Regions from separate parts of the Homo sapiens genome. Here all the other regions are linked to region 2. Evidence: chromatin loops called from intact Hi-C (ENCODE). Cell type or tissue: A673. All regions are shown on one strand. Region 1 holds the start of LMO3 (LIM domain only 3). Region 2 has its middle 38 kb from the start of MGST1. Region 3 overlaps LOC105369677 (a long non-coding RNA gene).

Region 1 (8,000 bases), 220 kb before region 2:
TGGCTTCATCTGTCCCAGGTGTGCTGTGTAATTTTTTTCTTCTCACCGTTTCAGAGCACTACCTCTCTCCTTCATTGTTCCTTAAAGTTTTCATCTGAGGAATTAATACAGATAAAAAGACATTAGAAAGGAAGCACCACTGCCAAAGCTCATCACTGAAACCTTTTATCAAAAGTACAAACTATACAAGTTAGAGGATTTTTTTTTTACCCTTTTGTTTCTGAGGGTTAAGGGGGTGGGGTGGGGGTGGTAGTGTGGAGAGGAAAGGAGAAGAGAGGCTGGGGGAGAAAACACAGCTCTGTCAATGGACTGAATGCACCATTAAAACTGGCGTCACTACAAAGGTTAGAGCAGATCTAACTGTCAATACAGTGAGTAGAGTGGAGTCCGGTAAGGGGGAGCTTTGGTGAGAGATACTTTGATATTTTGGAATGTTAGAAGGGTGAATGTGAAAAATTGGAGGTTGGGGATCTAATTACCCAACCATAATTGGGGGCTAGGGAATAAGTTGCAGTCCTCTCAACTCACCGCAGATCAATTATGTTAAGAGAACATCTGTAAGTAGAACTTAATGAGGTCCATTAGAGCAACATGTACAGCCTCCTCTAACAGTACTTGTCAGCTTCTTGGATGAGCTGAAGGAAGCTGCTAACTAGGGACCTGGCGAGGTGTTTAAATACTGGAGGAGCAGCTCTGGCCCACTCAGGTTTTGTATGCAGTTCGGGAAGAAAGTGAGAAAGGGAGAGGCACACAAGAAAGACAGGAAGCCTGAAGCAGAGGTTTCTTTCATTTGTGTTGCTGAATTTCGAAGAGTGATGGTGGGAGTGTGTGTGGTGGGGGCAGTATCAACCTCATCCTTCCCTTGACCGAGACCTTTCACTGCTCCTGGACTTTCAGGGTGTGCTATCCTTTGCCTCCCCCCAACAACCTGTCTGCTGCCCTAAAAAAAAAATTAAAAAAAAAAAAGACGGCAACCTAACCGGAGCATCTCTGGGACGCCACAGAAATCGTAACTGAACACCCGCACACAAAAGTAATCTGTGAGGTGTGTTTTAAAGAAAGAAACAGCTGAAAACTTGAAGACGTGTTTAGAAATATACATATATACACACTATTTTCTTGTGGGAGATCTCCTTTGGGCAAAGGTAAGTAGTATATATCTAATCACCCCCTCAGCACCCTCCTCCACCCCATTTTGTCATTCCCCTCCCCTTTTCCCCTCATCAAGGTATCACAATATAAGACCCCTGAAGAAGACAGTCTGCCTTTTTTTTTCCTTTAATAAGTGTTGGGATGGGGGCTGGATGAAGTAAATTCTCTCATCAAACGTCTGATGATGAGTTGCAGAAAGAGGGCACAGGCAAAAGGTAATCGGACCAAAAAGATCTGGCTCTTTATAGCAATCCTTTCGCAAAGATTTCCAAAGGATCTGTAATTAAACTGGGTAGTTTACTCTCAGGAAATGAAGAAACTGCTTGCCTGGCTGGATCCAACCTTTAGCTTGGCTGAGTAAACAAAAGCACAAATTCTTCTTTCACTTTTTCCCTCGCGGGAGGGGTGAGACTTTGGGGTTGGGGGGAGCCAGGAAAACAGGGAGTTTGCTGAGGGTTAATGGTGTTTTTCGCAAAGTGTCAGCAGAAGATGATTAAATTCCACCTCTTGTTCACCAGATCACTTTGTGTGCACTTGTATATTTCATTGTCGGCAACCGCTGATGATCACATCTGTGCAGTACATTAAGTGGCAAGCCTCTTCATCTGCACGGGGTTTTTCTGATGATTTTTTCTGTGAATAATTCATATGATTATGAAGAGAAAAACTGCTATTTTCTATCTCTCTCCCTTCTGTAGCACAGATTAAAAAAAATCTTGCTGTAAATTGCGTGATTGGGGAGATAGCCTGCTTTCAAATAATTTAATTCATGACAAAACCTAATTACTGTCAGGTAATACCCTGTCAGCTTTAATGCATTTCATCAGTCATAATGAAAAGAAGAGCATTTTATGACCCATCTAATTATCATTACATTTTAGGGGAAAATGAATGGCATGGAGCTGAATGTTAACTATTCCATTTTATTCCTTTACACATGTGGTTTGGCATATTATTCGCTAAGTTCCTCTCTCTCTCTCTGTCTCTCTCTCTCCTCTGTCTCTCCTTCTCTCTCTCTCTCTCCTCCTTGCTTGGCAGTATTACTTGCTTATAAGTGTGGGGGAAATGGTAAAATTGAGAGGAAAAGGAAGATTGGGGAAAAAGGAAGAGGATGGGATGCACTTAGAGATCTGGGTGTTTGTCCCTTAAGAAAAAGGTGACAAAGTGGTTAATGTCTTTGCAGGTTGGTGTTGATATCAGGAATCTTACTGCCACAGTCCAAATAGAGTACTAATTACCGCGAATGATGTCACCGTAGGCAGAGGAATAATCCCATCATTTAATTAGTTGAATGATTTAAACAAAGATTTGCATAGATGCACTAATCAGTTGCCATGAATTACAGAGCAGCAGTTGCCAGCGAGGGGTAACAGATCATACAGTTGGAGGGAAAAAAAATCTCATCTCCTTGAACATAATTAATTTAATTGTCCTCATTAGCTGTACCATTTGTTTTGATTTTATTTCTCCCTTTCCCCACACATACTTCTCCCTCCCTCCCTCCCTCTTTTCTTCTTCTCAGTGCATTGGCTGAGACAGAGCGCACGAGACACACACACATGCATGCACACATATGCACACACACACACTCACACATACTGGGGTGTTTTCAGAGTGGCTGTAGCAGAGAGGTGGGGTAGAACAGTGGGGAGCTGTGCGGATGGGTGAAGTGCATGTATGCCTGCCTAGACGGGCCAGAAAAGCCAAACTTAAGAAATCTGCCTATGTACAGAACAAGTCAACTAAGGGGTTCTCATTAATCTACCGTCTGTGAATATCGTTATTTTTCAGGTTAGTTCTGAGTTTTGTTGCCTTTTAAAGGGAGAGGAAAGCAAACCACAGGCTATTTTATTATGAGCCTTCAAAAGGGAGGGGGTAAAAACTAGTTATCAATGTTGTGCCTTTATTCTTTATGAAGAAAAACAAAATTTAGCTTAAATACTCATGGGGGGGGTGCTTTGATTTTTTTTTTAAAACTAGAGCTAGATTAAAACTGATGGTGAAGAGAAGAAAAAAAGTTTTTTGTAGTTCAACAATTGAATATTTCTTGGCTCTTAAACATTTCAGTGAGTGTCTTTCAAATGTGGACCATTTTTAAGCTTGACCTCTGACAAAGCTTTGTAAAATCTGGTGAGGGTACTTTAAGAGCAGCCCAAACAGAGGGTGACTTTGAAGTTTGAAAACTTAGAAAAATAATAAGGTATTTTAAAGCTACCAGTGGCCTTTATAGATGCCAAGGAAAGTTAAGAGGAGAGGAGGTTAGAGAGAATGGGACCTATTAGAAAAAAAAAAAAAATCTGTCAAGGCCTTAAAACAAGCCTGTGAAGACAAAGCAGTAATGGTGCAGAAACTATGGTTCTTTGACCAAGTTAGTCCTGAAAACATGTTTCTCAGTGCTGTTGGCTGTTTTTCATTGGAGCGTGTGAGTTTTAAATAGTAAGGAATTCAAGTAATTGCAGGAAGTGTGTTTCGGGGTGGTGGTGGTGGGGGTCAGCATTAGTGAATGGAGAACAAGTTCACAGTTTGGGTCTTGGGCCATTAGAGGAAGGGAGGAAGGGAGGAAGGAGAGTGTGTGTGTGATCCCCTGAACCAGGCTTGTGTGGCGGACTTGCGGAGCAGCGACTTCAGAGAGTTCATGAATGGAAGTCACAGACAGACCAGCGACTGCAGCCACCTCCAGGCATTTCTTAAAGGGGAGGGTTGTGTGCTTTTTCCAGGGTATTCTGGTAGCAGTTTGATTCTCTTGCTTTTATTTTAATTTCCATAATTGGTAGCTTCAGAAATGGCTTTGGAAGGCAATTTGCTTTAAATGTAGCCACCTATTCCAAAATGCCCTGGTTATTTTAGGAACCCTACCCTTTTCCTCCGGAGCTCTCTCGCAGGAGTTCTTCTTTTGGACTGGTCCAGGAGGTAGGGTCCTTCCTCAGTCGACTCCTGCAGAGGTCACATTTTGTGTGCGGGTTTGTCCCCAGCGTTTGTGAGTAGCATATGCATGTGGTTGTGCTGACTGCACTCGCAGGCTTGTAAATTTTCACCCTGGGAAATTAGCAACAAAGCCCGATCTGTCTCGTGGCTGCTTTGCACTTTCCGAGGGCGGCTGTACTTGACTGAGCTGCAGAACAGGCACACGAGAGCGAGCGAGGGAGCCAGCGAGAGAGGGAGGGAGAGAAGGAAAGAAGAGGGGAGGGGTGGGGGCGAGAGGTAAATAGTCTTAAATCGGAAGGGAGCTGCTTCTCTGTGGTCTTGACAAGCGCTGCCTGGGCTCCGCCGGCTCACTAATAACTGAGTGACCTTTTCTTTGGCTGTATTATGTCTGGCTGGGAAGGGATTGCATTTTGCAGCTGAGAGCCGGAGCTTCCTTCAGCTCGGCTCCTCGCACGCTGCTGGGGTAAGTTGTCTTGAACCAGGACGGAGAGAGACAGCCTCGGACTGCAGTTGCCTAAAAGGAGGACACCTGTGGCTCAGATGCGGTCAACACCATTGCTTGGCGTATCCTTGAGGACCTCATTATTTTAAACTTAAAAAAAAATAGACATTCCCTCCCCCGTCTTTTTTTTTTTTTTCAAACAATGCTTCTTTTTGACCTTTCCCAAGGAGAAGCGCTACAAAGCAGCCACTGTGCTTACTGAACGGCCTCCCCCTGTATCGCTTAATTGAGAAGGTAAGTGCAGCAACTGTGTACACACGCGTCGGCTTATTTGTGGTGTGTGTGTCTGCGGGTGCGCGCGTGCGTGTGCGGATGTGGGTATTTTTTTCTTCCCCAACCTCTGCTAATGAGGCATAAACTGGAGCTGCAACCCAGCTCCGCACTGCAACTTTCACTCGGGCTGCAGCTCTACTGAGACGGTTTTGTTTAAATCATGTGAGGCTTCATTATTTTTATGATGAGACATGAAATAGATGCAGGCGGAAGATGTTGATGGAAGGAGGGAGAGCGGCTGCGGCGCGGAACGTCTCAAGTACGACTCGAGTGGATAATAGTCAAAGTTCACCATGAACTGCAGTATTTCCACACCCCTGACTCCCGGGGAGAGAGGGGCAGGGAGAGTTTGGAATTAGGAAGTGTTTGCTCCCAGCCCATAGGAAAAGAATTCAGTCCTGGGTGGGTTTCCGGACCCCTCCCCCTTACTTGCTGGAATTCATGAACCCCCACTTCTTAAAGAGTTGATATTACAATCTTTTGGTCCTTGTTGACGCTTCTGCCTCTCTCCACGCAGCCATAATAACAAAATGTTGTTCCTTTGCCGTGGAAAAGTGGCTGTGTTTGGGCATGGGGGCGGGGGGGGGGGGCAGGCGGGTAGGGGCAGAAGTGGCTAGAAGAGGGAAGGTCCCTGGACCAAGGTGCCTATATCCTAATAGATTGAGATTCAAACTGATGCAGCACATTTTTTACGGGGACTACTCAGATTGCTGTTATGAAATACAAGTCAGATTTATGATCTTTTTCATATTGAACATGATATGCTATGCTAACGCTGCATGTGACAGTTTAATCAAATCCATTTGTTACCAGGAAGCTAAAAGGGGCCGCTGGGATTTTAGGATTACGGGCAGAGTTAGGGAAGCATGTGGCTTTGTCATTCGCCATCATTTTGCACACTGCGAGGGGCTCCGTGTGTGCGCCCTGTCTTGTCTGGCCGTCCTCATCCCTTCCCCCACCCCCTGCCGCCACTCCGACCCGCTCCCAAAGTGGCTTCACAATAGTCGGTCCTCGGCGGTGTAGGCTGCGCACCAGGTCCACACTTAAGCGAAATCAAGGAGACCCCCTTCTACTTCTACCTTTGGGTTTGGTGCTCAATGCGAAGCTGCTGCAACTCAGACACGCCTAAGTCAACTCATGCAGAAAAAGGAGAAAAGTTTTGGTAAGGTTACAGTCTATCATAGATGCACTTTGCTGGCGCTCTGCACTCCTGGCCGCTCAAAAGCCTTTCTGCTTTTCCGCTGCTTTTGTGTCTTTCTGAAAGAACCGAAATATTATTGTTGTAACTGCTTTGAAAGACTGCTGCTTAAACCAATTAATCTTGCTAGATGCAACAAATACTGCTACATTCTTTGCAAACCATCCCTGTGTGGCTGCAAAGACACAACCACAAAAGGCTGGAGCATAAACTCCGCAAGGGATTCTTTGTTAGAGTGTATGTATGTTTCTTATTTTTTTTTTTTATTTTGCATGTGAGCTGCATCAAAATTGAACTCAGTCTTGCAAATCTCTTGTTGGCCTTTGCCAAGCACTAGCACTTTGCTGCCATGGTAACTGTAATTAAACTGATAAGAGTGGAAAAATGTCAGTATCTCTGAGCCTTGCAGCTGCATTGGAGAAAAAGGGAATCAAATTGGTTCCCAGCTCCATTGCTCAAAAAGGGGAGGGGGGTGAAGGATAGGGAAGGGGGCTGGGAGTTGAAGGGGCAGAACAGAGTTAAGCAGCTCCAGTGCCTGAGATCTGGGGACATCTATTTGCATTGTTGTCCCTTAGGGGGCTGCAGCCTGTAGGGATGCTCTGGGCCAGTGAACAGAGAGAAACAAGCTTTTAGGCCCAATCCAGTTTTCCAACCTGGGTTGGGGGCTGGGAAGAGGATGAAGATGGGCAGGAGGAGAGAAAATCTTTTGTCTGGTGCCTCTTGGCAATCGAATGGCCATGTTGGCCAAATTCTTTTAATCTGTGTCAATGCTCCCAGCTGCAGAACCTGCATTCCCATTTTAGCATCTTTCTGAAGCACCTCATCTCTTCCAACCCCCTTTATGTATTCCCTCTTCCTCTTCCCTCTCCCAAATTGTTCTCTGTGAATTTTCCGACGGACAAAATGTTTTCTATTCACTCTGTGTAGTTAGTCCAAAAATGTAAGACTGTGTCTAAGTGCTGCAAATCTTTCATTATTATTATTTTTTTTAAACCCCTGTGTGTTGTGGAGTTGTGGTTACTTTGTTGTGTTAACTACTGAAGCTGAGACTGTGCGGATGAATGGTACAGAACAAGGGAACATAATGGAGGCAATCAACCGTTAGGCCGCTTCACAATGCAATCCAGGCAATTAAAAGCTCACCAGAGTTTAAATGAAATGGTTCTACTTATTTCTGCACACCACACTGCACAGGCTATTATTTATGTCTTTTTTTTAATTATGATTTCCCTTAAACTGTCAAATAACTCAGAATGGCAGGGTCTCAGAGGCAATAAGAATTTCCCTCAGAACAATTTACATGCCAATCTAAAACTAGTTATGAGTTCTGATGTGCTATGAGCAACTTGTGAAATGTTTCTTAGCTACAAACACGTAACTCTACCCAGACATGTTCTTCTGGTGGAAGAGGGGAGACTGCTGACTGCTTTATGCCTTTTAAGTACACGGTAACATGGTGACTACAAAATAGTTCTTTTGCTACAATTGTTAACTTGCATGGAATTCAAGAGATTCCATTTTCAAGAGAATTGCCATGATGTTCTTCAAATAAGGTACCAGGATGGAGTGTGAAATATCAAACTCCTTTTATGCCCAAGGCCAAACAGAATGTAAGAGTTTCAAATATTAATTGGCCTCTGAGTGCTAAATTAAAATGTCAACACAACAAAAACATTTTGTGAAGACAAGTAGGGTAGTGTTACTTGTGCCAAATGTTGGTATCCCCTGTCTTGGTTGCAAAGCATTTTGAATAAAACAGCTGACCTTCTATGCTTGATGGTAGAAACACAACTGTGGGAAATATAACTTAGCTGCTACTGGGATTTTTTTTTTTTTCGATTTTTCATCTTTGAGCTTTGTGATAAATAAAAATAATAGCCTTACAAATTTAATAGAATGGCCGTTAATTAGGATGGCTTAATTAGAATGGCTTCTCTTAATATTTATTAT
Region 2 (8,000 bases):
CCACTATTCTCAACATTATTTTTAGGCAAGTTGTGCTCTTGCATTACAAATAACTGGCTCAATAAATGACTGTTGAGATACAAACTGTTGATGCATCGAGTAAACAAACTATTTCTTTTCAGTTTGTGAAGCTAAAATTTCCTTCTGTTATTTCTGTAATTGGAGCTGGTTGCTGGGTAAGCCATCACATTATCTATCACCTAGGTGTCACTATGGCTAATTATTAAAACGAATCCCAGTGCAAGGTATTTACCATCCCTATGCCACCTGTATTTGTCTTCAGATACGCAAAGTGGCACTTTACAAGATTAACTTAATTTCCCCAAGAAGGTTCAGAAGCTGAACTTCAAGAAGCATTCCTTCTCTATTGCTGTTGCTTCCTGGGATCATCCATGGTTTTCTGTTTTAAAGTGGCCTTCATCTGAGATTCAGTGTAGTTGCTCAGTGGAAGGTCCAGGCCTGGCCTAGAGCAGGAGTTCTGGAAGGACAGAGTACAGCTCCTGCCACATTACAAGAGTCTCCACTCAAGTCTCCTAAAGCTGCCTTAAGCCTCTCCAGTTCCTCGAGGTCCATTAGTTTTAATTTAAGGATGTAGAACTCAGCCTGTGATAATGCCTAGGCCAGTGTCGCTTGAAGGGTTCCACTAAGTGTTTCCAGTGTGTCACAAAATAAATACAGAAATTGAGAGTAAGCATTAAAAGGACACTTATAGCCAGCTGATATTGCTGTGACAACCAAGCATATAGTTAATTAACTGGTTTTAATAAACAGGGAATACAGTAGACACCAGTTATCTGCAAGTGTATATTTCAAGAGTCCAGTTGATGCCTGAAACTGTCAATAGTATCAAATCCTACTGGTAACAACTGGCCCCTGCCAGCTAGTGTGAGCCACCTTCAGCTCCGTGACGATGCTGGTGTAAACCAACCCACTGGGTTGCAAGTCATAGAAAAGCAAACAAGTAATATCCTAGGCCTCCACGTTCACTCCCCACTCACTCACTGACACCCACAGCAACTTCCAATCCTGCAAGCTCCATTTGTGATAAATGCCCTATACAAGTATACCATTTTTAATGTTTTCTACTGTATTTCACTATACCTTTTCTATGTTTAGGTACACAAATACTTACCATTGTGTTACAATTGCCTACAGTATTCAGTACAGTAACATGGTTGGTGCAAAAGTAATTGCAGTTTTTGTCATCACTTTTATGGCAAAAACCGCAATTACTTTTGCACCAACTTAATATGTCTATATACAGTCATGTATTGCTTAACAACAGAGATACATTCTGAGGGATGGATTGGCAGGTGATTTTATCTTTGTGAAAACATCATGGTGTGTACTTCCACAAACCTAGATGGTATGGCCTACCACATACCTAGGCTATATGGTGTAGACTATTGCTCTTAGGCTACAAATCTACGTAGCATGTTACTGTACTGAATACTGTAGACAAATTGTAGTGCAATGGTAAGTATTTGTGTATCTAAACATAGAAAAGGTACAGTGAAATACAGTAGAAAACAGCAGGGTGCGGCGGCTCACGCCTGTAATCCAGCACTTCAGGAGGCCAAGGCGGGCAGATCATGAGGTCAGGAGATCGAGACCATCCTGGTTAACACGGTGAAAACCCGTCTCTACTAAAAATACAAAAAATTAGCCAGGCGTGGTGGTGGGCGCCTGTAGTCCCAGCTACTCGGGAGGCTGAGGCAGGAGAATGGCGTGAACGTGGGAGGCGGAGCTTGCAGTGAGCCGAGATAGCCCCACTGCACTCCAGCCTGGGCAACAGAGCGAGACTCCATCTCAAAAAAAAAAAAAATGGTATACCTGTATAGGGCATTTATCATGAATGGAGCTTGCAGGATTGGAAGTCACTGTGGGTGAGTCAGTGAGTGAGTGGGCAGTGAATGCGAAGGCCTAGGACATTACTTGTTCGCTTTTCTATGACTTGCAACCCAGTAGGTTGGTGTGCACCAGCATCAACATAAAGAGGGGAGTAATGCTTTGCACTATAATGTTAGGACAGCTATGACATCACTAGGTGATAGAAATTTTCCAGCTGTATTATTATCTTATGGGTCCACAGCCATATATATGCTCCATCATTGACCAAAATGTCATTATGCAATGCATGACTGTGCTGTTTTTTTTCCCATTTATACATGTATGTCATGCACTATGATAAAGTTTAATTTATAAATTAGGCACAATAAAATAAAGATTATAAAGTTTGTAAAGTTTAATTTACAAATTAGGCACAGTAAAAGATTTAACAGCAATAACTAGTAACTAATAATAAAATAGAACAATTATAATATGCCAGCATTACTACTCTTGGACTTTGGGGCCATTATTAAGTAAAATACATGAACACAAACACTGCAATGCCACTACAATCGATCTGATCACCAAGCTGGCTGCTAAGTGACTGACAGGGTGGACAGTGTATATTGTGCAGAGACGCTTGATAAAAAGATAATTCACATCCCAGGCCGGATGGAGTTGGAAGTAGATTTCATCACTCTACTTAGAGTGGCACACAATTTAAAACTTACGAGTTGCTTATTTCTGGAAATTTCCATTTAATATTTTTGAACTGCAAGTGACCATAGGTAACTGAAATTGCAGAAAGGAAAACTGAGACAAAGGGGGCCTACTGTACACAGTTTGGGTGTTCGCAAACTCACACAGTGAGCGGCATACTGGTCATATACAGTAACATCAGGCATTGGCCTGCAAAAGATCAGAAGTAAAAACTATTTTTTAAAAGCTAGCTCGTAATTCTTCATGACAGATTGTTTTAGAAGCTTCGGTCTCAGTATTGAGAGTAGGCTGGGAGGCAGGAAAAGTTTAATGATGCAAGTTGGAAAGATCCCAGGACCTCTATAGAGATAATCCTGATTTCTGCACAGTCTGAGTAATTTTCGGCATTGCCATACCCTTGCACTCTAAATCCATGTGCTAGGGCTAAGTTGTGCCGAGTCCTAGCTTGGGTGACATGCCGCTATAAACTGCTTCTTCAGAGCCTGCGGAGCACTTTCCTTCTATCCAGCAGAGTAGAAATAACTTGCCGCGTGTACAGCACTGATGTCCAAAAGAAAAGTCACACAGGGACATCTAGTGGCAATGGGAAATCACCGATCTTCTCCAAAAGAGCTCAAGAATTTCCAAACCACAAACTGCTTGGATACTTTGGACTGGTTTATTGACCAGTGCAAACCTCGCAACCTAGCAAATTTGTCACTGCCTCCGAAGGCAAACAGGCATACAGGGAACTGAAATAGAGCTGGGTAGCCCTGGCCAAAAGGAGCCCACACCTAACGAGCCACTGAAAGACCAAATGAAGCAAAGAGTGAAGGCAGTAGGCAGATTCTTTAGGCAAGTGTGCTGAGAAGAGGGTAGATAGGAGACTCTCATTTTATGGGCAATTACTTCAATACTCTCTAGTTGGCTGTCAAATAGACTTGACTCTTAAGAGGTAGAAAAGACGCAAAACTCCAAAAGAAACTGTATGTATTAAAAGCAGCCCTCCAAACTTGCTGATCTATCAATTAGCATTTGCAGAACTCTTAATGAGAGTTACTTGTGAGCTCCACAGTATCGTGCCAAAGACAAATCAAAGTTAGCCACCCAGATTGAGGAAAAAAAAAAAAAAAAGAAAGCCCTTTGAAAAGAGACGGGCTTCTCCTGGGCTTTGATGGTAGGTCTGAAACTAAAAGAGATACAGTTGCATCAGATTATCATTGTTTGAAACAGACTTTTTCCCAGGCAGATGTGCAAATAAATTGTTAATAAAATAAGTATAAATTTAGCCGGTAAAAATTATAGTGGATTTTACTTGAGAAAAATATTGAAAGCATATAACCACTGATTTTTGCCATTTCTATGTGTAATAAGATCAAATATTATATACAATTCATGCACACAAATGTAGTTTTAAAGAAATCATGTGATTGATGTAACCTCAGAGTTCTTCCTTCACTTCCAACCTCCCTCCACCTAATGACAAAAGAAATTTTAGACTTGCCCCATTCACACTGATTACAATGGTCCATTGCAGCAGAATTCATATTGCAGTTCAAACTATTTCTTATTAAAATTTCTCTTTTCAAGATTCTCCTCCTCTCCAAAATAAAATTTGGGCACAATAAGAACTTTATACTGGGGAGGCGATCTTTAGTTCCAAATTATATTTCTTCCCTGGCTTCTGCTTCTCTGAGTTGCAAATAGTTTCTTCTGATCTGTCCTATCTAAATCCATTCTAGCAAGTCCACGGTGGGTGAAATCCATGGGCTGTTTTCTCAGCATATCTAGCACCTGATACTATTTCCCCTTTCCCACCTAACTCCTGTTCCTTCTTTGGCCTCTACCGTTACTCTACAACTCCACCTATAGTCTCTGCTGTAACCCCAGCTAGAGTTATCCCTCACTACAGGGATCCCTGTGATAGGCCTACTGCTTCGCAGCCATCAGCTGCCTTCTGCATCCCACAAGGAGCATGTCAGAACTCCAGGAAGCTGCGTACAAAAGTACGTCAAGAGATACTTAGGGGTTTTCTCTCTGGAACTCACCCCTGCAAACTACCTGACCAATATTACTATGCTTTTGGGCATCCCCTATTGCACTTAGGTGCCCTGTGATTGGGATTCTTCCCAGAGTTTGGTATAATAAGTGAGATATATTGGTTTTCTAGAGCAATTCATACCAAATTACCACAAACTTAGCGGCTTAAAACATAAATTTATTATCTCCCAGTTCAGGAGGTCAGAAACCTGAAATCAAGTTGTTGGCAGGGTTGGTTCTGTCTGGATTCTCCAGGGCGTCTGTTCCTTGCCTCTCTCCTACCTTCTGGTTGCTTGCAACCCTTGGCATTCCTTGGCTTGGGGCTGTGTAACCCCACTCTCTGCATCTGTCCTCACGTGGACTTCTCTCTGTGTCTCTGCATCTGTTTCCCCTTCTCTTCTAATTATTTGCCATTGGATTTAGAGCCCAATCTAATCCAGAATAATCTCATCGAGATAACCTTAACTTAATTATGTCTGCCCAAACCCTTTTTTCCACAAAAGGTCACATTTATAGGTTCCAAGGATTAGAAGTTGGATACATTTTGGGGGGCAGGAGGGCACATTTAAATCAATTACATGGGGCATATCCTTCAATAGGGTGCCTATCTTCTCACAAAGGCCAGAGATGGGTAAGTTCCCTCAGGGGACCCCAGCAGTATCCCAACCCAAGATCCATTCTCTCTGAACCCCCTCTTTTTGTACCAGAGGAATTTCTACTTTTTGTCCCTTTTCAATGAAGAATTCCCCCTGTTGCACCTGTGTTAATTCCTATTTGTGGGCTTCTTGAATAGAAAATGCCTCCTCTCCTCTTCCCTTTGGTAATAAAGTCTCAGGGCATAGTGTTAATGAAAAAAAATGCAACAAAAACCTGTATGGTTTAAGAAAGAGATTATGCCATTTGTAATCATATTTTAAAATAATATCTGTATTATACATGTGCAGACACACACAGAATAGTATGTTATATTATGATATTGTCCCCACATGGCAACATCTTAACACAAACTTTAAGAAAGAAACTCAGGTCCGGGTATGGTGGCTCACGCCTGTAATCCCAGCACTTTGGGAGGCCAAGGCGGATGGATCACCTGAGGTCAGAAGTTTGAGACCAGCCTGACCAGCATTGAGAAACCCCATCTCTACTAAAAATACAAAATTAACCAGGTGTAGTGGCACATACCTGTAATCCCAGCTACTCAAGAGGCTGAGGCAGGAGAATCACTTGAATCCGGGAGGCAGAGGTTGCGGTGAGCTGAGATCATGCCATTGCACTCCATCCTGGACAACAAGAACAAAACTCCGTCTCAAAAATAAAAAGAAAAAAGAAAAGAAAAGAAAAAGAAAAAGACTTGGAAAAAAATATATAAATTTTTACCATGTATAAAAATGTAATCACATGGACCAACTGAAAACAACTCAGAAAAACAAAACTCAGACTTACATATAAAACCTTCCTCTGTGGAGTGCAAAATATTTTAAAAGTATTAGCTCAGAGAGAAGCCAAGATGGCCGAATAGGAACAGCTCCGGTCTACAGCTCCCAGCGTGAGTGAGGCAGAAAACGGGTGATTTCTGCATTTCCAACTGAGGTACCAGGTTCATCTCGCTGGGGAGTGCCAGACAGTAGGCGCAGGTCAGTGGGTGCAGTGCACCGTGCACGAGCCAAAGCAAGGCGAGGCATCGCCTCACCCAGGAAGTGCAAGGGGTCAGGGAATTCCCTTTCCTAGTCAAAGAAAGGGGTGAGAGACGGCACCTGGAAAATCAGGTCTCTCCCACTCTAATACTGTGCTTTTCCAATGGGCTTAAAACAAGGCACACCAGGAGATTATATCTCGCACCTGGCTCGGAGGGTCCCATGCCCACGGAGTCTCGCTCATTGCTAGCACAGCAGTCCGAGATCAAACTGCAAGGCAGCAGCGAGGCTGGGGGAGGGGCGCCCACCATTGCTGAGTTAGTTGTTTGATTAGGTAAACAAAGCGGCTGGGAAGCTGGAACTGGGTGGAGCCCACCACAGCTCAAGGAGGCCTGCCTGCCTCTGTAGGCTCCACTTCTGCGGGCAGGGCACAGACAAACAAAAAGACCGCAGTAACCTCTGCAGACTTAAAAGTCCCTGTCTGACAGCTTTGAAGAGAGTAGTGGTTCTCCCAGCACACAGCTTGAGATCTGAGAACGGGCAGACTGCCTCCTCAAGTGGGTCCCTGATCCCCGAATAGCCTAACTGGGAGGCACCCCCCCAGTAGGGGCGGACTGACACCTCACACGGCCGGGTACTCCTCTGAGACAAAACCTCCAGAGGAACGATCAGGCAGCAGCATTTGCGGTTCACCAATACACACTGTTCTACAGCCACTGCTGCTGATACCCAGGCAAACAGGGTCTGGAGTGGACCTCCAGCAAACTCCAACAGACCTGCAGCTGAGGGTCCTGTCTGTTAGAAGGAAAACTAACAAACAGAAAGGACATCCATACCAAAAACCCATCTGTATGTCACCATCATCAAAGACCAAAGGTAGATAAAACCACAAAGATGGGAAAAAAACAGAGCAGAAAAACTAGAAACTCTAAAAATCAGAGCGCCTCTCCTCCTCAAAAGGAATGCAGCTCCTCACCAGCAACGGAACAAAGCGGGACAGAGAATGACTTTGATGAGTTGAGAGAAGAAGGCTTCAGATGATCAAACTACTCCGAGCTACAGGAGGAAATTCGAACCAATGGCAAAGAAGTTAAAAGCTTTGAAAAAAAAATTAGATGAATGGATAACTAGAATAACCAATGCAGAGAAGTACTTAAAGGACCTGATGGAGCTGAAAACCAAGGCACGAGAGCTATGTGAAGAATGCAGAAGCCTCAGTAGCTGATGCGATCAACTGGAAGAAAGGGTATCAGTGATGGAAGATGAAATGAATGAAACGAAGCGAGAAGAGAAGTTTAGAGAAAAAAGAATAAAAAGAAATGAACAAAGCCTCCAAGAAATATGGGACTATGTGAAAAGACCAAATCTACATCTGATTGGTGTACCTGAAAGTGATGGGGAGAATGGAACCAAGGTGGAAAACACTCTGCAGGATATTATCCAGGAGAACTTCCCCAATCTAGCAAGGCAGGCCAACATTCAAATTCAGGAAATACAGAGAATGCCACAAAGATACTCCTCGAGAGCAACCCCAAGACACATAATTGTGAGATTCACCAAAGTTGAAATGAAGGAAAAAATGTTAAGAGCAGCCAGAGAGAAAGGTCGGGTTACCCACAAAGGGAAGCCCATCAGACTAATAGCTGATCTCTCGGCAGAAACTCTACAAGCCAGAAGAGAGTGGGGACCAATATTCAACATTCTTAAAGAAAAGAATTTTCAACCCAGAATTTCATATCCAGCCAAACTAAGCTTCATAAGTGAAAGAGAAATAAAATACTTTACAGACAAGCAAAT
Region 3 (8,000 bases), 550 kb before region 2:
AGAGAGAGAGAGAAAGAGAGAATGTCCAGAAAGCTTCAGTTTAATCCTTCCCTGGACATTTATTAGAAAAATCATGAATTTACCTAAAGTTGCAAAAGAAAACTACTGGGAAAGGGGGGCTGAACAATTATTATAGTTCACAGAAGCCTATATATTTGTTTGCTCACCAGCCAGAGAGAAAAGACCTATAATACAAGCAGCAGGAGTAGAGATTTTTAAAACGTAATGCATAAGCAGTGGGGCTAAAATAGTCCTAGATTAAAGGGTGCTCTGCATTTGTCATAAAAAACCTTAAGGGCAAGGCTCTAAAGAATGTATTAGATTTCTCATTCCACGACCAAATCAAAAAGTGTTTAAAGGAATACAACAAAATCTATCACCCTGCAATATAAAATACACATCGTACTCATCCAGTAAAAAATCAAATGTTCTATTAAATTGCATAGTTAAAATTTGCTTAAATGTTCTCAATCTAAAACAAAACAAAAAGGGTACTAGGTGAGGTGACATATTTTAACTAACTTCATAGTGGTAATCATTTCACAAAATATATGCATATATTAAATTATCATATTCCCCTTAAAACCATACAATTTGTCAGTTATACTTCAATAACGCTAATTTTTAAAATTCAAGTTTCAATACTACTTTCTGAGCAATTCAAAGAGCAATTAGAAAATCAGTAAGGTACAATAGAATCCAATAACACAATATTCTTGACCAAATAAATTGATATTTATGGAACACTACAGCAATTAGCAGCAGGTATGGATTACATTCAAGTGCAAATGCAACATACACCTAGTCTAAGCAATAAAAGTACCCACAAATTTAAAAGAAAAAAAAAAACTATGCAAAATATATTAGCTGACCCCAGTAAAATTAAACTAGAATCAATAGCAAACAATGTCTGAAAATCAAATATTTAGAAATTAAACAATGTATTTCTAAATAATCCACAGGTCAATAACAAAACCACAAGGGAAATGAGACAATACAATTGAATATAAATGAGTGCATAACATACTAATTATTGTGAGATGAAGGTAGAGCAGTTCGAAAGGGTACTTTATAGCAGACAAAGCAAGAAAGTTCTCAAATTATTGGTGTATGATTTGACTTTTAAAGACTAGAGAAAAAGGCTGGGTGCGGTGGCTCACGCCTGTAATCCCAACACTTTGGGAGGCGGAGGCAGGTGGATCACAAGGTCAAGAGTTCAAGATCAGCCTGGCCAAGATGGTGAAACCCCATTTCTACTAAAAATACAAAAATTAGCAAGGTGTGGTGGCGGGTACCTGTAATCCCAGCTACTCAGCAGGCTGAGGCAGAGAATTGCTTGAACCCGGGAGGCAGAAGTTGTAATGAGCTGAGATTGTGCTACTGCACTCCAGCCTGGGTGACAGAGCAAGACTCCATCTCAATTAAAAAAAAAAAAAAAAAAGACTAGAGAAAAAGAATAATTAAATAAAAAAACAATTAAAACAGTGAGAATAAATCAAATAGAAAACAGAAAAATAAGCCCAGGAAGCTCAAAATTGCTCTTTTTAAAGTTCAATAAAATTGCTAAATATCAAGTAGGATGGCCCCCTCCATATACATGCTGTTCAAACTTGCTGATGCCAGAATGTCCACACTTATCAGGAGTACTTTCTGCACAAACCATCAATATCTACCATGAAGAAACAGCTAAACTGTTGAGAAGAAATAAAGGGAAGACACAGATGACCAATCAGAATTTTAAAATAAAACAACAGTGCAGAACCCACAATATTTAAATGGTGAGAGAATATTATGAGCGATTTACTCAAATCAAGCAAACCACCAAAGCTCACTCATTAAAGAGCAACAAAAAAAACTAAATATTCCTATATTTAAAAGTAATTACATTTGCAGCAAAACTTTTCACAAAGAAACTCTAAGCCCATAAGATTGTAGTGGTAAATTCTAGCAAACACTTAAAAAAATACAAGTCTAGACAAGCTCTTCTGGAAAATAAAACAAGAGGGTACACATCTCTACTCCTTGTATGATGGAGTATTAATAAGATGCTTAGAATGGTTATTGCAACAAAATTACAAATAAATTACAAATATCTCTAAACATGGATTCAAAAATAATATCTCAAATTTAGCTTATTGAAGTTAGCCACATAAAAAGGTAACACATCATAACCAGGTTGAATTTGTCCTGGGAATACAAGGTGGTTTAACATTCATAAATCAATCATTGTAATTCACTCTAGTAAGAGACTAAAATATAAAAATATATAAGCATCACAATAGATTCAGAATAGATTTGTAAATGGCAATTATCAAAATTCAACACACATATTTTTGAAAAAGAAAACATTTCTTATCCAACTACATAAAGCACAACTCTATAACTTTCATCACATGTACAGGTGAATAACTAATTATTTTTCCCTAAGATCTTAAATACAGCACAATAATATCCATTATTCCCACTTCTAGAAAATATTTTAGTGGAAATCCTCATCAGAAAAATAAGAGAAAAGAAGAAAAAAGTAAAACTATAAGAAGGAAATAAAATATCTTGATTCAGATTATGAGACTGACGCGCTGCTGGCTGCACTAATAGGGCTCGTAAAATATCTTGATTGAAATGACTGACTAGACGTAGCCACAATACATCTCTTCCAGAGAGAGCAACCAAAATATCAAGTATACCTCACACTTTGAACAGATCTTTTGAGCAAAAGCATTGAAATCTGATAGGTAATGAAAGACACTGGAGATATACCTAATGTAAATGACGAGTTAATGGGTGCAGCACACCAACATGGCACATGTATACATATGTAACAAAACTGCAAGTTGTGCACATGTACCCTAGAACTTAAAGTATTTAAAAAAAAAAAAAAGAAATTGTGGTTGAAAAGGGAGGAAGAAGGGCAGCCTGTTTGGAGTCTTCAGGTGCCAGACTGGCCCCCAGACCAGGACTGGACCCAGGGTACAGATAAATGAAGAAATCCAGGGAACTACATTTCCACCGTGGACCTCTGAGATCATAGCTACAGGAGTTCCCATGAACCCTGCAGACCTCTGGACTGGCAAGAGGAGCTGCCTGGAGAACACACAGAGGTACTGCTTGAACTTGGTGGAGCCTAGAAGGCTTGGCTGTGAGAGGCAGCTGCAACAAAAGATGACTCTGGGCACTCATCCCCCAAGGCCCTACATCCTGCAATGAGTGGTTGCAGCTCATGCTGTTTTCCTTGCCAGAAAAGAGTGGGTCCAGGCATGCTCAGATGCCCCAGAAAGGACCTATAGCCATTGCCATGGGACCAAGGTGCATATGAACCAGGCACACCTTTCCCTGCCAACCCCTACCAAGGCTGCCTGCCTGGCTGTTCCCAGGGGAGTGGGGGCACCGAATTCCCTTCATTGTCCCATCTGAGTGGCCTGGGAGCAGCTTCCCCCTATCAAAGCTGGTGCTTGACCCCAATGGACAAGAGGACAAAATCGCTGGCCCAGTCCCAGTTCCTTAGGACTGGAGCACACCATCCAGGGGTATAGAGATGAGATTTATGGCCTAATCTTCAGCAAAGAAGGAGTTCCCACTGTTAGGACACAGAGAATAGTGTGACATGGGTTTGTGTGGTGGTATGGGAGCTGGGCGCCCTTCCATTAGTGAGATCAGACTGGGGACGATGTGGCTTGATAGTCCTTGTTTCTCCCCCAGGGAGTCCCATAGTCCAGAATGCCTGAAGTGGCTTAGTGATCTGGGTGTAGACAGTTTGGGACAAATCTAGCTGGTTGGGCCTGTTGCTGGGGCCAGAGGCTTGGAGAGAGACCCCTGGGTACAGGAACTGAGCTTATCACACTTCGTGGTCACCATTTAGGTTAAAAATCCCCAGGTTGCCACTCCTCCACTAAGTTAGATATGTGGCAAAGGAATAGCAACTTTGCCTCTCCTAGGAGGGTTGTTCCAGTCACCTGAAAGCTGCCGCTAAACTCCCAGCAAGATCAGTGCTTTCACCAGCCTTGGAGAGCCTAGTCATGAGCTTGTCCAACCCAGCCCCACCCAATTTGGCCCGATTCAGTCACCATGGTGGCAGAGTGTGAAACAGTAACCCTGGGATCCTCAGGTCCTACCCATTGCCAGGAACACCCAGGTACTTCCGGTAATCAACAAAGGCCAAGTAAATATTCCAATGCCAATATTGCAATTGCCTCTTGCCTGCAAGCACCACCTTGTGGCTGAGACGTTAACCTGCAGAGTCTGTCACAACTTCTGACGTATTTGTACAGCACTCAGCCAGCTCTCACCCACAATTGCCACCTACTGTCCAGTAGCATGTACTGCACAACCAAATATAATTTTTGCTGACAGAGAAAACGCTGGGAAAGGACACAAGCCTCCAGAGACCTCCACTACCTTTTTCCTGTAAAAGACAGTGAGCCTGACCACAAGTGCACCCCATCACTACTACAGCCACAAACAATTAACATTTAAGAAAGCCACTACACTATAGCTCTCTACAACCAAGGAATTCCAACAGACCCTTCTGGAGGATAAGGGTCTGTAGGAATTCCTAGAAGCAAAGCCAAAAGACCCTTTGCAGCATACACAATAGTTACATCCTCAAGGGTTGGGGAAGTGAATCCCACTCAAACAAAAATAAATTAAAAAATAAGAAGTAACGGTTTCTACAGGTGAGAAGAGACCAGCACAAGAATTCCAGCACCATGAAGAAACAAAATGTTGTGACACGCACAAACAACCACACTAGTTCTCTATTAATGGATGATAACCAAAATGAAAACTTTGAAATGACACATAAAGAATTGAAAATATGGATTGTAAGGAGCTCAAAGAGAACCAAGAGAAAGTTGAAAATCATCACAAAGAAATCAGAAGAGTAATGCAGGAGATGAAAGATGAGATAGCTATATTAAAAAATAGACCAAACAGAACTTTTAAAAATAAAAAATTCACTGAAGAAATTTCAAACACAGTTGAAAGCTTTAACAACAGACTAGACCAAGCAGAGGAAAGAATTTCAAAGGCTGTAGCCCAGAATTTAAAGTTAACCCCATCATACAAAAATGAAGACAAATAATTTTTTAAATGAACAAAGCTTTTGAAAAATTTGAGATTATGCTAATGGATCAAACTTATAACTCACTGGCATTTCTGAGAAAGAAGAAGGAAATGTGGAAAAGATATTTGGGGAAATAATTTAGAAAATATCCCTAATCTTGCTAGAGAGGTAGACATTCAGATATAAGAAATTTGGAGAACACCTGTAAGATACTATACAAAATTAGCATCACCAAGGCATATAGTTATCAGATTATCTAAGTTCTATGCTAAAGAAAAAAATCCTAAAGGCACCTAAGGAAAAAGACCAAATCACTGAGGAAGGTAATCCCATCAGACTAATAGTAAACTTCTCAGCAGAAACTTTTTCAAGACAGAAGAGATTGGGGGCCTATTTTTAGCCTTCTTTAAAAAAAAATTGCCAGACGAGAATTTTGCATCCTGCAAAACTAAGCTTCATAAATAAAGGAGAAATAAAATCTTTCCCAGAAAAACAAACCTAAAGGAAATGAAAGCACAATACTTCTGTTACCATAAAAAGCATATGTAAGCACATGTAAGTAAAAAGTTAACAGATTCTATAAAGCAATTATGCAATTGAAACTACAAAGCAACTAGCTAACAGCACTAGGACAGGAACAAAACCTCACATGTCAATATCAACTTTGAATGTAAATGGACAGAATACTTCATTTAAAGAATATACTATGGCAAATTGGATTTAATATATAAGACCCAATCAGGAGTTCGAGACCAGCCTGGCCAACATGGTGAAACCCCATCTCTATTAAAAATATAAGAATTAGCCAGGCGTGGTGAAGTGCATCTGTAGTCCCAGCTACTCAGGAGGCTGAGGCAGGAGAATTGCTTGAACCCGGTAGGCGGAGGTTGAGGTGAGCTGAGACCGTGCCACTGCACTCAATCCTGGGTGACAGAGCGAGACTCTATCTCAAAAATAATAATAATAATAATAATAATAATAATATACATATATGACCCAATCATCTGTTGCTCTCAAGAGACTCACCTAACCTGTAATGACACTCACATACTTAAAGAGACAGAGAAATACATGTCACACAAATGGAAACCAAAAAACAGCAGGGGTTGCTATTACTGTATCAGATAAAACAGACATTAAACGAACAACAGTTTTAAAAAAGACAAAAAGGGCATTATATTATGATAAAGACTTCAAGTCAACAAGATTTAACTATTTTAAATACATACACACTCAACACCAGAGCACCCACATTTATAAAACAGTTTCTACTGGACCTACAGAAAGAGGCAGGCAGCTATACAATAATAATGGGAGATTTCAACACCCTACTGACAACACTAGACAGATGATTGAGGCAGAAAACTAGCAAAGAAGCTTTGGGTTCAAATTGGACTTTTGACCAAATGGACCTTAGGCATCTACAGCACATTTCACCCAATGATGGCAGAATACATGTTCTTTACATCTATGCATGGAACATTCTCCAAAATTGACCATATGCTTGATCATTAACAAAGTCTCAATAAATTCCAAAATCAAAATCATATCAAGCATCTTCTCAGACCGCAGTGGAATAAAATTAGAAATAAACCCAAAAAGGAGCTCTGAAAACCACACAAATACATGGAAACTAAACAACCTGCCCCAGAATGACTTTGGGTAAACAACAAAATTAACGCAGAAATCAAAAACAAATTTTGAAATAAATGAAAGTAGAGGCACAGCACACCAAAACTTCTGGGATACAGCACAAATAGTGTTAAGAGGAAAGCTTACAGTGCTAAATGCCTATATCAAAATCAGAAAGGCCTCTTATTAACAACTTGATGTTGCACTTTAAGGAACTATGAAAACAAGAACAAACCAAACCAAAAGCTAGCAAAAGAAATGAGATAACAAAGATCAGAGCTAAACTAAATGAAATTGAGGCAAAAACGTCATGCAAAGGATTGATGAAACAAAAAGCAGGTTATTTGAAAGAATAAATAGAACTGATGATCTGCTAGCTAGATGAACCAAGAAAATAAGAGACTGGTTGGGTGCGATGGCTCATTCCTGTAACCCTAGCACTTTGGGAGACTGAGGCAGGAAGATCACTTGAGCTCAGGAGTTCGAGCCCAGCCTGGGCAACATGTTGAAACCCCATCTCTATAAAAAATACAAAAAAAAAAAAATAGCCAGGTCCAGTAGTGCATGCCTGTAACCTCAGCTACTTGGGCAGGTGAGACAGGAGGATTGCTTAAACTCAGGAGGTCAAGGCTGCAATGACCTGAGATCACACCACTGCACTCAAGCCTGGGTGACAAAGTGAGACCATGTCTCAAAAAAAAAAAAAAGAGAGAGAGAGAATTCAAATAAGCACAATCAGAAATGATAAAGGTGATGTGACAAATGATACCACAGAAATACAAAAGATCTTCAGAGACTACTGTGAACATCTCTATGAGCACAAGCTAGAAAACCTAGAGAAAATAGACACATTCTTGGAAACATGTAATTGCTCCTTATTGAACCAGGAGTACACTGAAATACCAAATGGACTGAATTAAGATTTATGAAATTAAATCAGCAATAAAAAAACCTATCAACCAAAAAATCTAAGACCAGATGGATTCACAGTCAAATCTACCATACATACTACGAATCTTACTGAACCAATTCCAAAAAATCAAGGAGGACAGATACTCATTTTATGAAATCAGTATCATCCTGATACCAAAACCTGATAAGAACATAACAACAAAAAATACTACAAGCCAATATCTCTGATGGACATAGATGCAAAAGTTTTCAATAAAATACAAACAAAATTTAGCAGCACATTAAAGAGATAATTCATCATGGTCAAATGCATTTTATTCCAGGGATGCAAGGATGATTCAACGTATGCAAATCAACAAATGTGTCACCACCCAAACAGAATTAAAAATAAAAA

What was found. Peaks named below come from ENCODE experiments on the same cell type or tissue, not always from the same donor. Only the 100,000 strongest peaks of a DNase experiment are listed, where the experiment ranks them.
Region 1: it touches region 2 in a loop (2.8-fold over the local background); 5 of 110 quality-filtered maps call a loop at or near these places.
Region 3: a loop joins it to region 2, with 3 times the contacts of the local background. A loop is called at or near these places in 5 of 110 quality-filtered maps.

Annotation. Positions count from the first base shown.
Region 1 is chr12:16,602,879-16,610,878 of GRCh38, reverse strand. It overlaps LMO3 (LIM domain only 3), which reads left to right and starts at 4,717. Exons shown (of 4, transcript NM_018640.5): 1 at 4,717-4,813. RefSeq lists enhancers at 395-894, 5,783-6,283. In A673, no CTCF peak of the experiment used is centred here; DNase peaks (open chromatin) are centred at 3,685, 4,258, 4,978 and 5,788; H3K4me3 peaks cover 6,440 bases; H3K27ac peaks cover 4,775 bases.
Region 2 is chr12:16,381,356-16,389,355 of GRCh38, reverse strand. It overlaps a transcript of MGST1 not described here. Among named protein-coding and RNA genes, the nearest start is that of MGST1, 38 kb to the right of the region's middle. RefSeq lists enhancers at 5,812-6,404, 6,405-6,998. In A673, a CTCF peak has its summit at 3,135 (motif pointing left); a DNase peak (open chromatin) is centred at 3,065; H3K27ac peaks cover 850 bases.
Region 3 is chr12:16,936,266-16,944,265 of GRCh38, reverse strand. The region is part of intron 3 of LOC105369677 (a long non-coding RNA gene); the gene reads left to right. Among named protein-coding and RNA genes, the nearest start is that of LMO3, 330 kb to the right of the region's middle. In A673, a CTCF peak has its summit at 4,231 (motif pointing left); a DNase peak (open chromatin) is centred at 4,245; H3K27ac peaks cover 510 bases.